5 separate regions of the Homo sapiens genome follow, and all the other regions are linked to region 3. A link is a contact called in ENCODE Hi-C or POLR2A ChIA-PET data. All regions are on one chromosome and are shown on one strand. The core of a region is the stretch at or near the end of the contact, and the rest is flanking DNA. Distances in the headings are between cores, read along the strand shown. Region 1 holds the start of GCLM (glutamate-cysteine ligase modifier subunit). Region 2 holds the start of RWDD3 (RWD domain containing 3). Region 3 holds the start of PKN2 (protein kinase N2). Region 4 holds the start of PTBP2 (polypyrimidine tract binding protein 2). Region 5 holds the start of ABCD3 (ATP binding cassette subfamily D member 3).

Region 1 (2,700 bases), core at 9-2,508, 5.2 Mb before region 3:
GTTTCATTATAGTATTCTTGCTATTTTTGTATATGTTGGAATTATTTACAACAAATGTTAATTGTATGTTACAGTGCATCAAAATGTGTTTAAGTAGTGGTGGTGCTTGTGGGTAGCTCTTTCACTATAATAAAAAATCAATATCCAAAAAAAAAAAAAAAAAGCAGCGCAAGCTCGTTCAATGAACTCTTACCATCATTCATTCAGCCAACAAATATTTACTCAACATCAGGCTCAATTTCTAACTTCCTAGAAAGATCTTTTTTCCCATCCCTCCCCTAATTCTTACCATTTTACCAACTGGTTCATCTCTCTTTTCAATAGCTATATTGTCCCCGCTTATAATGAGAATCTCATTTTGCCTTTAATAATCTGATTCACCTCAACGAATGTGAAAGATTGTTGAGGAAAGCTCAATACATGTTCAATTTGATGTTTATACCGAGTCCACCACCACACGTGAAATTTAATAGGGGTAAATAATCTCGACCACCTCTAAAGGGGTGGGTGATAAAAGCTTTCTGTGATCTCACCGGCTCAAGTGTCCTCTTTAATCTGAATTCATCTGGAGAATAACTGCCCTATGATGTTCTTATAAAATTACTTGTTTCCTGTGCTTAGAACTTGTCTCTGGGTAGAGTGTACGCGTCTCAAGGGCAAAGACTCAGTCTTGTTCGTTGACTTCACACACTGCCAGCAAATAATGTGAATCAATAGACCTTTAACGGATGAAGAAAAATTAGCAGTTTGGGAGAAGGTCCTTGAAGGTAGCAAAGCGAAAAGAAGAAGGGGGCGCTTGCGCATAAACAGCTGCTTCTGAGAACGAAAACTACGTAGCATTTCCGAGTCCCGGTGGCCGCTCAGGCTGCCCTTTAAAGAGACGTGTAGGAAGCCCACCCTGGGGCGGCCGTGGGCGGAGCCGCGACCTGAACGCCGGGAGACCTCACCAGGCGGAGGCGGTGTCTACCTCACCAGGCGGAGGCGGTGTCTGCCTCGCGCTGTCCTCTGACCGCCAGGGGGAGCCCTGCCGCGCGCTGCGCTCCGGGCCGCGCCGCCACGCTCTCTCGACCCGCGCGCCCGCCGCGCACCACCCGTCGCCACGCCCGCCGCAGGCCAAGGGCCAGTCACTTGCGGGCCGGCGTCCCGCAGCCCATTCGCGCCCCGCCCCTGCCCCGCCGCGGGATGAGTAACGGTTACGAAGCACTTTCTCGGCTACGATTTCTGCTTAGTCATTGTCTTCCAGGAAACAGCTCCCTCAGTTTGGAATCAGCTCTCCCGCTGCGGCCGCAGTAGCCGGAGCCGGAGCCGCAGCCACCGGTGCCTTCCTTTCCCGCCGCCGCCCAGCCGCCGTCCGGCCTCCCTCGGGCCCGAGCGCAGACCAGGCTCCAGCCGCGCGGCGCCGGCAGCCTCGCGCTCCCTCTCGGGTCTCTCTCGGGCCTCGGGCACCGCGTCCTGTGGGGCGGCCGCCTGCCTGCCCGCCCGCCCGCAGCCCCTTCGCTGCGCGGCCCCTGGGCGGCCGCTGCCATGGGCACCGACAGCCGCGCGGCCAAGGCGCTCCTGGCGCGGGCCCGCACCCTGCACCTGCAGACGGGGAACCTGCTGAACTGGGGCCGCCTGCGGAAGAAGTGCCCGTCCACGCACAGCGAGGAGGTGAGCGTGGCGACACTCGCCGCGGGGCTCCCGGGGCAGGCCTCGGGCGGGGCCGGGCGGTTCCGGCAAGGGAGAAGCGCCCGCGGGCGAGGGAGGGTGGCAGGGCCTCGCGCGCACCTGGGCTCCGCCCGCGGTCAGATGCTGAGGCCAGTGTCGACGCGACCTTGGGTCCAAACCCGCTGCCGAGGGCAACGCGTCTAAAAAACTTAGCCGGTGCAGCTGCGCACTGAGTGACACCTCTCTCGGTGCTTAAGGCTGGTAGCAAAACTCTCAAACATCCTGGGTCCCTCTTCCTGGCACGGAGGTCACAGAGGGCCAGGACGTCGCTCCGTCTCTCTCCACATCTCTCGCTTCCTTCCCCCACCCTGTCCAGGTAAAGGAATATTTTCGGAGATTATCCTTTGGTGCATTCAGATGAAGTAGTATTCATAGTACACCTAACTTTTAGAATGTTGACATTAGACTCTCTATTGCAGTGAGGCAAATGAGTAAGCACTCAATTTTGGCTTTGGAATACCCTAAATACCCTGACTTTAGTCATTACACATTTTATGCACTTATCTGTGCGTCTATGTATGCTTTATCAGTACACATTCTATGCATGTAACAATATCATTGTACATTCTATGCATGTAACAGAATATCACATGTGCCCCATAAATATGTACAAATATAATCTATCAATTCAAAAATTAAAGTTTTGTAAAAACTGGAAAATAAAAAGACTAGTCACTAGTTGGAGGTGACAGAGATTAATCTGGAATTACAAACTTGTTACCTATTTGTTGGCCATTTCTGAGCGGATAGTCATCCACTGCACATTGTGCATATTGGTGGTATGGGACAATTTTAGTATTTAAAAAATAACAAAATCTTTAGATTTAGGAGCTATATGACTTTGGAAAATTACTTTAAAGTTGGATAATAACACCTTCCTCATCAGGTTGTTGTGAGAATTAAGAGGTAATATATGAAAACGCTCACCATGCAGGCATCTATCTCCCTGTCATCTGGTTCCATCAGAAAGATAAATCTTAATTAAGAGAAAAA
Region 2 (2,700 bases), core at 65-2,564, 6.5 Mb before region 3:
AGCCAGTCATGGTGGCAGGCGCCTGTAGTGCCAGCTACTCGGGAGGCTGAGGCAGGAGAATGGTGTGAACCCAGGAGGTGGAGCTTGCAGTGAGCCGAGATCGCGCCACTGCACTCCAGCCTGGGGGACAGAACAAGACTCTGTCTCAAAAAAAAAAAAAAAAAAAAAAAAAGGCCGGGCGCAGTGGCTCACGCCTGTAATCCCAGCACTTTCGGAGGCCGAGGCGGGCGGACCACGAGGTCCGGAGATCGAGACCATCCTGGCTAACACGGTGAAACCCTGTCTCTACTAAAAAAAAAAATACAAAAAATTAGCCGGGCGTGGTGGTGGGCGCCTGTAGTCCCAGCTACTCGGGAGGCTGAGGCAGGAGAATGGCGTGAACCCGGGAGGCGGAGGTTGCAGTGACCCGAGATCGCGCCACTGCACTCCAGCCTAGGCGACAAAGCAAGACTCCGTCTTAAAAAATAAAAAATAAATAAAATAAAATAAATAAAATTCAGCCAGGCATGGTGGCACGCGCCTGTGATCCCAGCTACTCGGGAGGCGGAGGCTGCAGTGAGTCCAGATGGATCCACTGCACTCCAGCCAGGGCAACAAGAGAGACTCCACCTAAAAAAAAAAAAGTATCAGAAAAGCAATCAACTTGGAAATAGAATGCAGATAAAGTTGAGGTTGAGCACTGGATAAATGAAAAAGTTCAGTCAACAAACATTTACCTACTACCTACCAGGTGCCTGGAGTCATTACCAAACAGACCCTGCCCTCCTGCAACTTAAGACCTACAAATACCCGTGTAGAGTTAGAACCGGGGAGTGCTCTCGGGGGGGCCTAGGGCATAGTGCTTAGGAAGGACACAGAACAACGAGGGGGCGTCAGCACAGGCTTCTTTATAGGGTGAGATCTGAGGGGTGGGAGGCTGGGGGAGGGCCTGGGGGTGCGCACGCAGGGGCCCCCGGCTCCGGGAGCGGGACCGGCGGCAGAGGCCCCAGTGGGCCGCGCCGCTCTCTTAGTGTTTCTGGGGTCGCCTCACACTCCCGCCCGCTGCGACACCACTCCGGCCTCCGGGCGTGTCATTCCATCATTCAACTAACCCGGTCCCCATACGTGGGCCCAGGCGGGGTGCCCAGGCTCCGTGGTGGGGAGGAGACGCAAAGCGAACGCGGGTGGCCCCTGAGGGCGCCCTGTCCCTCCCGCGCGCGGGTAGTCACCTGAGCGGCTCAGCACCTCCCACTCGTGGGGCCTGCAGAAAATCGCGGCCAGGACCGAGAGCTCCTCCTGCACAGGCTCCGCCATGGCTGTGGGCCCCACCGCCTCAGCGCTTCCCCTTCCGCTGCCGCAGCCGCCGCCTCCACCGGCCAGGAGCAGCACTGCCCGCGGCCACCCGGGGGCGCCCCGCGCCTCCGCAACCGGGCGGGACGGGGGCGGGGCGAGACGGAGCTGGGGCGAAGCGAAACGGGACGTGGGCGAGGCGAGTCCGGGCGAGGGTCAGGGCAGACGGGGCGGGCGGGGCCCTTAGAAGTTCCGCCCAGAAGCTCCTGCTCAGTAACTACAGACGCGAAGCTCAGCCTCTCGGTTTGGGAATTTTCTTGGAGGCCGAGGCCCTGCGCCTCTGTCTGCACCCAAGGCGACCGCCCAGCTTACCCCCGGCTCTTCTGAGCACAGGGAGGCCTCCCAGCAAAGCCTGAACCCTCTAAGTTTAGCTGCAGGCTTCGAACCCCGACCGTCCCCGCCGAGCCTTGGGCTGCTGAGGTGGGGATGAACTGGGCGAAAGACACTTGGGAGTTAGGAAGAAACAAACAAGCAGGGAAGTGACCAGGAGACAAGGTGAGACTTTGCCCGGCTCAGGTCTGAACTGAGTGTTGGAGATAACCACAGTTAACAAAATAAACAAAATTATTCGCCCCCGTGGAGCTGTTAGCAACCCTGGTGCCTGGGAAGCCTGGAAGAGGCTCGGGTTAGTAACAACCTCCAGGATGCCCTCCGAACTGGTACTGGCGCCGGGACTCTAGACAAGGTCCAGATTCCCGGGCCCTTCCCCTTACGGGTGCAAAAAGGGAGGGTCAGGACCTGCCAGTCCTGGCTTCAGGATGTTGACTGGACGGACCTGGACTCATGGGAACTGTGCGCCAAAGTCCTGGGAGCAAAGTGTCATAACGCTCCTCGTTTGTCTCTTGCCTTCACAGGAGACAGCCCTGCTGCAAGCGGCCAGTGGGAATCCTTGGCCTTTGGGGGTATGATCCAAGAATGTAAACGCTAGCTTTTCAGTGTTTTCGATTTCGTGATATTCAATGCATACAATACAATGTGACTCTTGAAGCTTAATAATAAAATTATCATTCTTGAGCCCAGCACCTAAATTTTAAAATGTGAGCAATACCAATAGGGTAACAGAATAAGCAATCCATTCTGTTTTGACTATAGTGAACAAGATTACAAGACTTATCTGCAGTTAGGTCTGTCTCTCGGATGTTTGCCTGGTCTTTTTGCTGTTCAAATAACAGTTTAAAATTTGGCAGTCCCCACAAGCAGCTGGTCTTGCTCATGGAGTTCTCACAACTTTTGTTTGTATGAGAAATCACATTTCATGAGATAAATCTGGGAATTTAGGTTGTTAGGCAGTGACTCCAGTCACTGACCTACGGAAGTCAGAACAAAGTTGGCTGATTTTAAAACCCTGCATCCATTCACCATTACCATTCC
Region 3 (2,719 bases), core at 17-2,516:
TACATTATCAAATATTTATCTGGAAATGGGAAATAACATTGCTACTCGACATGACTTAACTAAGCGATCTACTTTGCTCTCATCTTTTGCAGACATGTGGTGCCCAATGTTTTCCCTTAGTCGACTGCTTTCTCATTAGTAAACAACTTATTAGCTCTTTCTCTGGTGCTCAAATGAGAGGGAAAATGAAAGTCTGAAAAGCATCAGCATCTGAGCTCCCGGATCTGGGCAGGGGTAGCAGAGAAAGGCACCCTGTATTTATCACTCGGTTAAAAAAAAAAAAAGAAAGGAAAAGAAAAGAAAAAGATAACCCTCAAAATAGAGGAAAGAAACTCTGTCACCTGAAGAGGGCTGCTGAAGTGAAGCAAACATTTGGTGAGACTCGTTTTTTAAAAAAACTTGTCTAGGGGCTGGAAGTTATGGGGGCGCTCTTTGTGCGGAGTCTGAGGGGAGGGGGAGGGACAAGAAAACAGCTTGGGAGTCATTCAAAGGAGTTTAAGGAGCGGTGTACGGAGGAAAGGCGGGGCGGGGCCCGGCCGCGCGAAGGGAGGGGGCAACAGGGGCGTTCGCGGGTAGCTCTGACACCGAGGGAGGGGGCGACGGGCCGGCCTCTCCGGGGACCAGGCGAGAGCAGGCTCCCGCTGCAGCAGGGCTGCAGAGATGGGGTCCCCTCTGGTAGGCAGAATCAAACCAAAGCGGTGGCAGGCCAGGGCTTTGGCGGGGGAGAGGGTCCGGCTCCCCAGGGAAGCGGTTCCCCGAGGGAAGCATTTCCCGAGTGACATCCCGGAGTTTCCGCACTTAGCGGGCTAGGGGCGCGGCGGCCGCAGGGCTTTCCTCGGTCCCCGACGCCGCGCGGGGCTCTCTCCCTGTCTCCTCCGCCAGCGCCTCTCACCAGGGCCGCGGCCCTTACCTGCAGTTCCGTGAGCAGAATCTCCCCCCGTTCGGGGTTGGACGCCATTGCGCTCCGGTATGGACTCCGCACCTGGACGCGGCCGCCTCTGGCGAAGGGAGAAGGCGGGACGGGGCTCGGGGTGGGGGTGAGGAGAGGGGAGAGAAAGAAAAAAAAAAAAACAACTAGGGATTCATGGAGGCGCAGCCCCTGCTGGAGGCGCGGCTTATTCCGTCCGGTTCATCGAGAGCGGCGGGGAGCTAGGGCACTCGTAGCGGGCTTCCTCTCGCCGCCCTCACCGGACTGTTCGTCTAGTCGCTCCCTCTGGGCGACGCCAGGAGCCGCCTCAAGCCTCTCCGTGCGGGCGCTGCGGCCGCGGCTGCAGCTCCTCCTGTCGCACCATTTGGCTGTCACCGCGTCGCAAAAGCGGCCTCACTTGGCGGCTGCCAGCACACGTGACGGCGGCAGCCACTGCCCCTCATCGGGCAGGGAAGGTGGGGCGGAGGGGTTCCCTAGGGCGAACGCGGCGAGGGGGCGGGGCGTCTTCCGACCCGACTCCGCGGCGAGGGCAGCCATTGGACTCGGCTGGGGTGAAAATGAGGGGAAAGGACTGGGCTCGAGTCTCTGGGGAGGCGGGAAGAGGAAGAAAACACACGCCTACTTTCCTGCTGCGTTTAACGGCTTCACTGTGAACGCTAGAACTCGGGAGCCTGCTCGCTGTTGTTTTTTCGGGTTTCGTTTTTTTTTTCTTTCTTTTTTTTTTTTCCCAGTTCCACCTTGCCGAAACTTGGGCCTAACTTTAACAGGCCCTTTTCTAACCTCCATAACCCAAAGAGCTTCGGGACTCAGATCTTACAGATTATTCCTCTGCTCTCCCCTTGACCCCCACGTCAACCCAAACTAATAATCTTGCCTTTTGCTCACCCTCAAACCCAGCCCCCAGCGCGCCTTCTCGACCAGTTAAGGTGCACAGCTAGCTAAACGGGTATGGTCTGTACTTTTCATGAAATGTAAGCGGCTGGATCCCTGGCAACTTTTAATGTACGGCCTTTAAGATGTCTTTTTCTTGAGGTTGAACTACTGTTGCTTGTACTGGAGAACTGTACAGAGCTGAGAATTAGCTGGGTTTTTTTGGGTTGTTTTAACTTTATTTAAGGGAGGGGGAGGTGGGACGGGATTACCCTCGGGAAAGGAAAAAAGCCACCTTTCCTTGGCGTGGTAAGCATTAAAGCTAACCTGACTACTTAGTAAAATATAGCTAAGTAAAGTAAATCTAGGTGTTTGTTTTTAATGACACTATGGTATTAAGGAATTTCGAAGTCTCCTACAGGTAGCTTTTGTTTTTGTTTTGTCTGAGCAGTGAATGGATAGGTAAACGCGTAACTTTTGATTTTTTGAAGCTGCGGTACAATACCTTTGTTAAAACTACCTGGAGAGAGTGGTAAGGGTTATTTAGGTACGTTGCTACTTAGAAAGGGCATTCGTTGACATATTTCTTAGGAAGTGTAACATTATGTACTTCTCACACGCTCCATGTAACTCTGTTGGCCTGATGCCAGGACTTAACGTCTATCCTTTTGCCTTCTCAAGTCTCATACATCAATTCAGCAAACATGTATTGAAGATCTGGAGTTCTGTGGCCACAGTTTCTGAACTCTAACTTATCATATGTGTGATAAAGAATTTTTCTGGTGTGTACTTCACAAGTCTTACAACTATTTATGTGTCTAGTATATTGCCTTGGTTGAAGATGATAATTAAATACATGAAAGAACACTTGGAAAGGCCGGGATATGATTACCTTTACTGGTAACTAAAAGCCAGATGGTT
Region 4 (2,700 bases), core at 1-2,500, 8.0 Mb before region 3:
CACACCAAACTCTAGGCGCTTAACCAAATTGTTGATTCTTCAAATACTCACTGATTTTAATAAATGTACTTGTTAAATGATACTATGTTTACACTCCCAAAAGAGCTGCATACTGCTGTATTTTTGACCTTAAGCGTGCCCCCTTTCTAACATTGAGTTAAATTACTGAGTCTTTTCAGGTGTGAAGCATATGAGCGAGACATCGGTCCCTACCATTTCACAGTCTTGCCTCTCACCTCACTCAGCATTCCGTCTTGACTCAGGTTCGCAAAGATGCAGCATGGTTCTGGGTTTTTATAGTCGTTTTTCCAGAAACTGACCAAAGTAGCTAAAGAGATAGCCCTTTGTTGACTATCTGCTCTTGTTTCTGCCATTGCTGTTGGCCTTTGCCCATGTGACTGATGTCGGCTTCAAACACTTCGTTTTTTAGATGATTTAATTTCTGGGCCCTTTTGCCAAGCCTTGAATGTTTTCAGTCCCCACAAAAAGGCATTTTTTCCTCCCTCCCGCCCCCACTACCAGACTCAAATGAAAACAAAGGAGTATGACATCTGCCCTCCCCCTTCCTCCCGCCGCCGCACGCCCTCCCCCCTTCCCCAGCGGCTCCCACTAGGCTTTCCCCGGAGCTCCCGCCACCGGCATCTCTCCCGACCACGGAGGGCCGGGCGAGGCCGGAGAGGTTGCTCATGGCTGGGGTCCACATGGGGTGCCTCTCTCCTCTTCCCCTAGAGGCTCCCCCAATCCAAAGGCCTGTCTCTGCCCATCCCACTCGCTCTCACAGGCACCGCTAACCCAAGGGTCGGGTCCCAAGGTACGGATCGAAATGGCTCCTAGAGGGGGCAGGGACAGACCGGGGAGACGTTATGGGGTTCCCACCCCATCCCCCGCCGCCAAGCCGGTGCCCGCTCCCACTCCGGGATCCTCACCCCCGCCATCGCCCCTATGCCTCCCCAGCCTCCAAGCCCGCTTTCTTCTCATTTTCTCGACCAAAGCCCGCCGGGGGAAGCAAAGGGAGGGGTGTGTGCGATGGGGCGGGGGTTGGGTAACGGCAGCCCAGCCCTGGGAGGGGCCGCGGGAGGGTTTCTCCCCGGCCCGGGACCGGGCCGAAGGACGGTCCAACTCCTCTCTCACACACACCTTCTCGCCGGCCCGATTACATACCCGTCCATTGCCGAACCGGACAAAGCTTCGCTCACAAGAACCGAGCCACGCAGCCAGCGAGCCACACAAGCGGCGAGAAAATGGCGGCTGGGGCCCGACGGAAATTGCCGAAGGTGCCGAGGCGCACGGGCCACCGCGCGGCAGCGGCGGCGGCGGAAAGAGCCGAGCGCGCCGGCGCCCGGCAGCGGGAGGCGAGCGGCAGGGCGCTGGGACTAGGGGGAGTGGGCGCCGCAGCCGACGCCTCCTCCGCGCCTTCGCGCGCCTTTCTCCCTCCGCCCTCCGCCTGCCGTCCTCTGGAACCTGGCGTTCTGCTGCAGACCGCGGCGACCTGGTTTCCCCTCCTTGTGGGGGCGTGGGTGGGACACCTCCCAACAGCTCTCCACACTCTCTCTGCCCTGACTGCAGGACGCCCCCAGGCAGCCTCCACTTTTCACTCCAAGCCAAGTACCAGCTTGGCTACCGTCAACCTATGCGGGCCAAGGAAAAAACATTGGATAGCTTTTCTCCTAAGCCATCTTTTATTTGCAGACCGGCTCCAGCCTCTAAAACAAAAATCTTTACCCCACTGAACGAGACCACTTGGTAACAACAGTACTTTCTCAAGCAAGTAGAACTCCTCAGACTGAAATACAGGCTTTTGCTTCAAGACCTGTAGTACCAAGCCAAGTGGAGGAAAATGTGATTCTCACTTCAGTTGGTGATTAGTGTGCGCCTGTAGAAAATATTCACAATACGCTAGGTGGAAATAGACACAAATGGAGCCATGTGTTAAAATGCTACAATAGTTGGAGTTTAACATTTGGAGGCATGAAAGGGAAAGTGGAGATGGGAGTGGGAACAACTGAGTCTTCAGATTGGTTAGAGAAAGTAGAAGCATTAAAATGGGCTATGCAAATTGACTCCCTTTGCTATATCTTACGGTCTCAATTTTTACTTGATACTATAGTGGACATTTTACTTCAACGTGTTTTTATCAGAGGCTCAACAAAATTGGGAAAGGCACCCGCTTGAAAATTTGCTCAGTGAGTAGCGACTTTGCCAGTACCCATCCTTCTCCTGCACCCTTCACCTCCACCCCCAACACACACAAGGACAAATGCACTTCTAATTCTGAAAAATGACAAATACTCCCTGTGTCCCTCCAGTTACTCTCAATACTCACTCTGGGTTTTTCTGTGTCTCCTTCAGGCAAAGCTCTTATCCTTTGCTAATTGGAATTTCATATACTAAATGATATTGTGTATAATTTTTAGAATTTTTTTTTTTGAGACCCAGTCTCGCTCTTGTTGCCCAGGCTGAAGTGCAATGGCGCAATCTCGGCTCACTGCAACCTCGGCCTCCCTGGTTCAAGCGATTCTCCTGCCTCAGCCTCCCGAGTAGCTGGGATTACAGGCACGCGCCACCACGCCCAGCTAACTTTGTATTTTTAGTAGAGACAGGGTTTCTCCATGTTGGTCAGGTTGGTCTCGAACTCCTGACCTCAGGTGATCTGCCCTCCTCAGCCTCCCAAAGTGTTGGGATTACAGGCGTGAGCCACCG
Region 5 (2,700 bases), core at 26-2,525, 5.7 Mb before region 3:
TACTACTAATTAGATATTGTAGGCAAATCAAACACGGGAGGCAACAGTACCTGCTCAGAGGAATGAATGAAATAAAATTCATGAAAGTAGTATGTCAAGATTTAATACGAAATATTCAATGACTGGCAAGAACGCTTGGGAAGTAGCCTTTTCTCTTTCACTTGTCCAGCAAATAAAAATTGCATGTATGTGACATACATACCTGTATGTCGCAACCGTAATTCAGCTCTCTCTTTTTTACTTTTTCTGAACTGATAACCTCCCAAAGTTAAATCTAAGCACTGAAATTCTCCCGCGGTGGAAGCAGTGGCGTGTCATTAAAAAGGAGCTTGATCCTCACCTAAACCACACTCTCATCTTTCACCTACAGAGCCCAGGAAGGAAAACATTTCCCTCTAAGTCCGACAGAACCGATCCAGCCTTTCCGGATGAAATGCCACCGACCAAATGTTCACCGACCAAAGGGTTCACCGACTCCAAGGGCTCACCACTTTAGACGGCAATCCTGCCAAGTGGACCGGGAATAGTTTCATAGAAGCCACCCTCGCGACTTTCAATAGCAGTTAGTCGGGAATCGAGCCAAACCTCGTCCAAGTGACTTAGACACCAGCCTCCAGCCTGGCGAATCCAATCCCCATCCTCAATCACACATCCACGTCCCCAAAACAAATCCTTCACGGTCTGAAGATGAGATGGCAAAACCAGAACACACCCAGAAAGTTGACACAGAAGGGGGTGATGTAGGGAAGGGGGTGGGGGACACACCGCATCCCCCTCCCACCCCCAACTGGAGGCCGCTGCCTGAGTGCTGGCTGGGCGCCGGTTCGCCCGCGGGCACAGAAGAATTCGCACTCCCGGGGTGGAGCGAGGTCGCCGGACAGGCCAGCTGGGACCGACGCCGTCGTGGCGGGGACTCGCGGACACCCTGACATTGAAGTCCCACGGCAGTCGCGGTCGGCCCTCTCTCCGCCCGACCCCGTCGGGCAAAGAGACCTGTCGGCCGGGTGGGGAGAGAGAGCGCGCGGGGAGCGCCCGCTCCAGCCCGGGAAAGCTGCACGGCTACGGGCCTTCTTACCCGTGCAGGCCGAGGGCGCGGCGCCGCTTGTGGAGCAGGCAGAGCAGCAGGAACGCGGCACCAGCCAGCGAGGAGTTTCGCGCCGTCAAGTACTTGCTGAAGGCCGCCATGGCACTGCCGGTACCAGCGAGCCGGCGAGGGGACGCGGCGGCGGCGGCGGCGGCGGCTACCTTACTGCACGCAGCGCGGGGGAGACTGGGAGGAGAGCAGAGGGCGGGGCCGGCCGCGCAGGACCGCCCCCTGGCTCGCGCCGCCGCGCCGCCCGCGCTCTGGAGCCCACTTTGTACTTTGGCCCGGCGGGAGCGCGCTCGGCAGCCTCCGTGGGCGGAACAGTTCCCGGGACGCGCTCTGCGCACGCGCGGACTCCTTCAGGGTCTCCGGAAACGCGGCGCGGAGGAGCTGTTGCTACTCAGCCCTGCGAGGCGTCAGTGCTGCCCCTGCCTCACCCCTACCCTCCCACTCTTCGCGCGCACACCCCGGCTTTCACAATAACTGGATGAGCGGGCCTGGCCTGCAGCGACGACCTAGTGGGCCCTGCCTCTCCACTCCCGCGGTGATGTACCGTTACCACCCTCTTAAAGGAGCCCAGGAAGGAGGCGGACGGCCCCGTCACAGAGCGTGTAGGGAAAACACAGCACAGTGATTATCAGGACGAAACCAAACAATCGGAACTCCGCAGAGGTGTAGGGAGATGTGAGGAGAATGACACAGATCAAAGAGCTTTTTCCAAGCCAGTATTTTCCAAACCGCGGGTTATAATCTCTAGCGCATTGTGAAATTGGTTTGGTAGATCGGGATCATCACCCTCCGTTTTTAATAAAATTGAGAATAGAACAAAATAGAAAAGTTTCACAGTACATCACGTAGTAAAGGAGTTGTTTAGAGAAATTTCGATTTCAGTGTTTTGCACGTATGTATCGCCAGCGGCGATGTAAAATGTATGCAGATCTGGTCAGAAAAAAGTTTGAGAAACACTGTTCTTTGCAAAGGGACATTCAGAAGTAACAATCGTGCGTTGTATTAATGCTGGCCTCACTCCCAGAATCAGAAGGGCTTTGCAGATTACAACATTCTTCTCCTGTCTGACCCTATGTTGCAGGAATTGTTATCGCCAGCATTGAGCCTAGCATATATACAGTAACAGTGAATCGCTGTTTTCAGCTGAGGAAACTGGAGAAAAGCAAGTGTGTCAGAAAATAAGCTCATAAAACCTCGCATAATGCACATACATATTAAAGTAGCCTACAAAGTAGTGGTGCTGTGCCCTAGGTGTTTTCTCAATATAAATGAGCTGTTGCCTAATACAGGTTATGAGGATCACAAAGACGAGGTACAATAATGGCATGCGTATAGAGGTGCTCAACAGTGAATTCTAAATTATGCAGAACTGAAGCTCCTACTAATTCACTATTTGTCATGTGGACATTTTCATTACCTGGAGGGACAAAAGGTTTTGGCCCTCTGAAAGTTAACTGAAAACCGCTGACATAAGGCAGATTAATAGAAGAAAAAATTAATAGGAGAAAAGGCATACAAATTTAATGTGTATACATGGGAGCGTTCAGAATGGAGACCCAAAGATACTTGGAAAATTGTCCATTTTTGTGTTTAGGTTCAACAAAGTA

Evidence for each region. A loop is a pair of places that touch in the nucleus more often than their neighbours do. ChIA-PET counts read pairs that join two places held with the same protein, here RNA polymerase II (POLR2A). Pooled maps may share reads with other maps.
Region 1: a loop to region 3 is called in a map of naive thymus-derived CD4-positive, alpha-beta T cell, with 6 times the contacts of the local background. The contact joins the promoter of GCLM here to the promoter of PKN2 in region 3. A Hi-C loop is called at or near these places in 1 of 168 maps with a recorded cell type or tissue (naive thymus-derived CD4-positive, alpha-beta T cell) and 6 of 50 pooled maps. POLR2A ChIA-PET finds 5 or more read pairs at or near these places in 2 of 52 experiments (activated B cell and naive thymus-derived CD4-positive, alpha-beta T cell).
Region 2: a pooled map shows a loop between it and region 3 (15-fold over the local background). The contact joins the promoter of RWDD3 here to the promoter of PKN2 in region 3. A Hi-C loop is called at or near these places in 5 of 50 pooled maps.
Region 4: a loop to region 3 is called in a map of naive thymus-derived CD4-positive, alpha-beta T cell, with 15 times the contacts of the local background. The contact joins the promoter of PTBP2 here to the promoter of PKN2 in region 3. A Hi-C loop is called at or near these places in 1 of 168 maps with a recorded cell type or tissue (naive thymus-derived CD4-positive, alpha-beta T cell) and 7 of 50 pooled maps. POLR2A ChIA-PET finds 5 or more read pairs at or near these places in 1 of 52 experiments (OCI-LY7).
Region 5: a loop to region 3 is called in a map of CD4-positive, alpha-beta T cell, with 7 times the contacts of the local background. The contact joins the promoter of ABCD3 here to the promoter of PKN2 in region 3. A Hi-C loop is called at or near these places in 1 of 168 maps with a recorded cell type or tissue (CD4-positive, alpha-beta T cell) and 11 of 50 pooled maps. POLR2A ChIA-PET finds 5 or more read pairs at or near these places in 1 of 52 experiments (activated B cell).

The regions. Positions count from the first base shown.
Region 1 is chr1:93,907,988-93,910,687 of GRCh38, reverse strand. GCLM (glutamate-cysteine ligase modifier subunit) reads left to right here and starts at 1,258. Exons shown (of 7, transcript NM_002061.4): 1 at 1,258-1,650. The coding sequence starts at 1,525. LOC124904221 (a long non-coding RNA gene) reads right to left here and starts at 1,096. Exons shown (of 2, transcript XR_007066230.1): 1 at 534-1,096. RefSeq lists an enhancer at 735-894 and silencers at 935-1,174, 1,385-1,744, 1,795-1,844.
Region 2 is chr1:95,232,824-95,235,523 of GRCh38, reverse strand. RWDD3 (RWD domain containing 3) reads right to left here and starts at 1,314. Exons shown (of 4, transcript NM_015485.5): 1 at 1,209-1,314. The coding sequence starts at 1,293. All of the region lies in intron 7 of TLCD4-RWDD3 (TLCD4-RWDD3 readthrough), which reads right to left. RWDD3-DT (RWDD3 divergent transcript) reads left to right here and starts at 1,542. Exons shown (of 4, transcript NR_125949.1): 1 at 1,542-1,824. RefSeq lists silencers at 854-1,033, 1,244-1,573.
Region 3 is chr1:88,682,820-88,685,538 of GRCh38, reverse strand. It overlaps PKN2 (protein kinase N2), which reads right to left and starts at 1,266. Exons shown (of 22, transcript NM_006256.4): 1 at 911-1,266. The coding sequence starts at 958. It overlaps PKN2-AS1 (PKN2 antisense RNA 1), which reads left to right and starts at 335. Exons shown (of 4, transcript NR_110682.1): 1 at 335-375. RefSeq lists enhancers at 992-1,071, 1,102-1,431.
Region 4 is chr1:96,720,334-96,723,033 of GRCh38, reverse strand. It overlaps PTBP2 (polypyrimidine tract binding protein 2), which reads right to left and starts at 1,250. Exons shown (of 14, transcript NM_021190.4): 1 at 1,162-1,250. The coding sequence starts at 1,169. RefSeq lists silencers at 775-1,054, 1,285-1,484.
Region 5 is chr1:94,416,964-94,419,663 of GRCh38, reverse strand. ABCD3 (ATP binding cassette subfamily D member 3) reads right to left here and starts at 1,275. Exons shown (of 23, transcript NM_002858.4): 1 at 1,076-1,275. The coding sequence starts at 1,185. RefSeq lists enhancers at 684-823, 1,295-2,086 and a silencer at 1,154-1,533.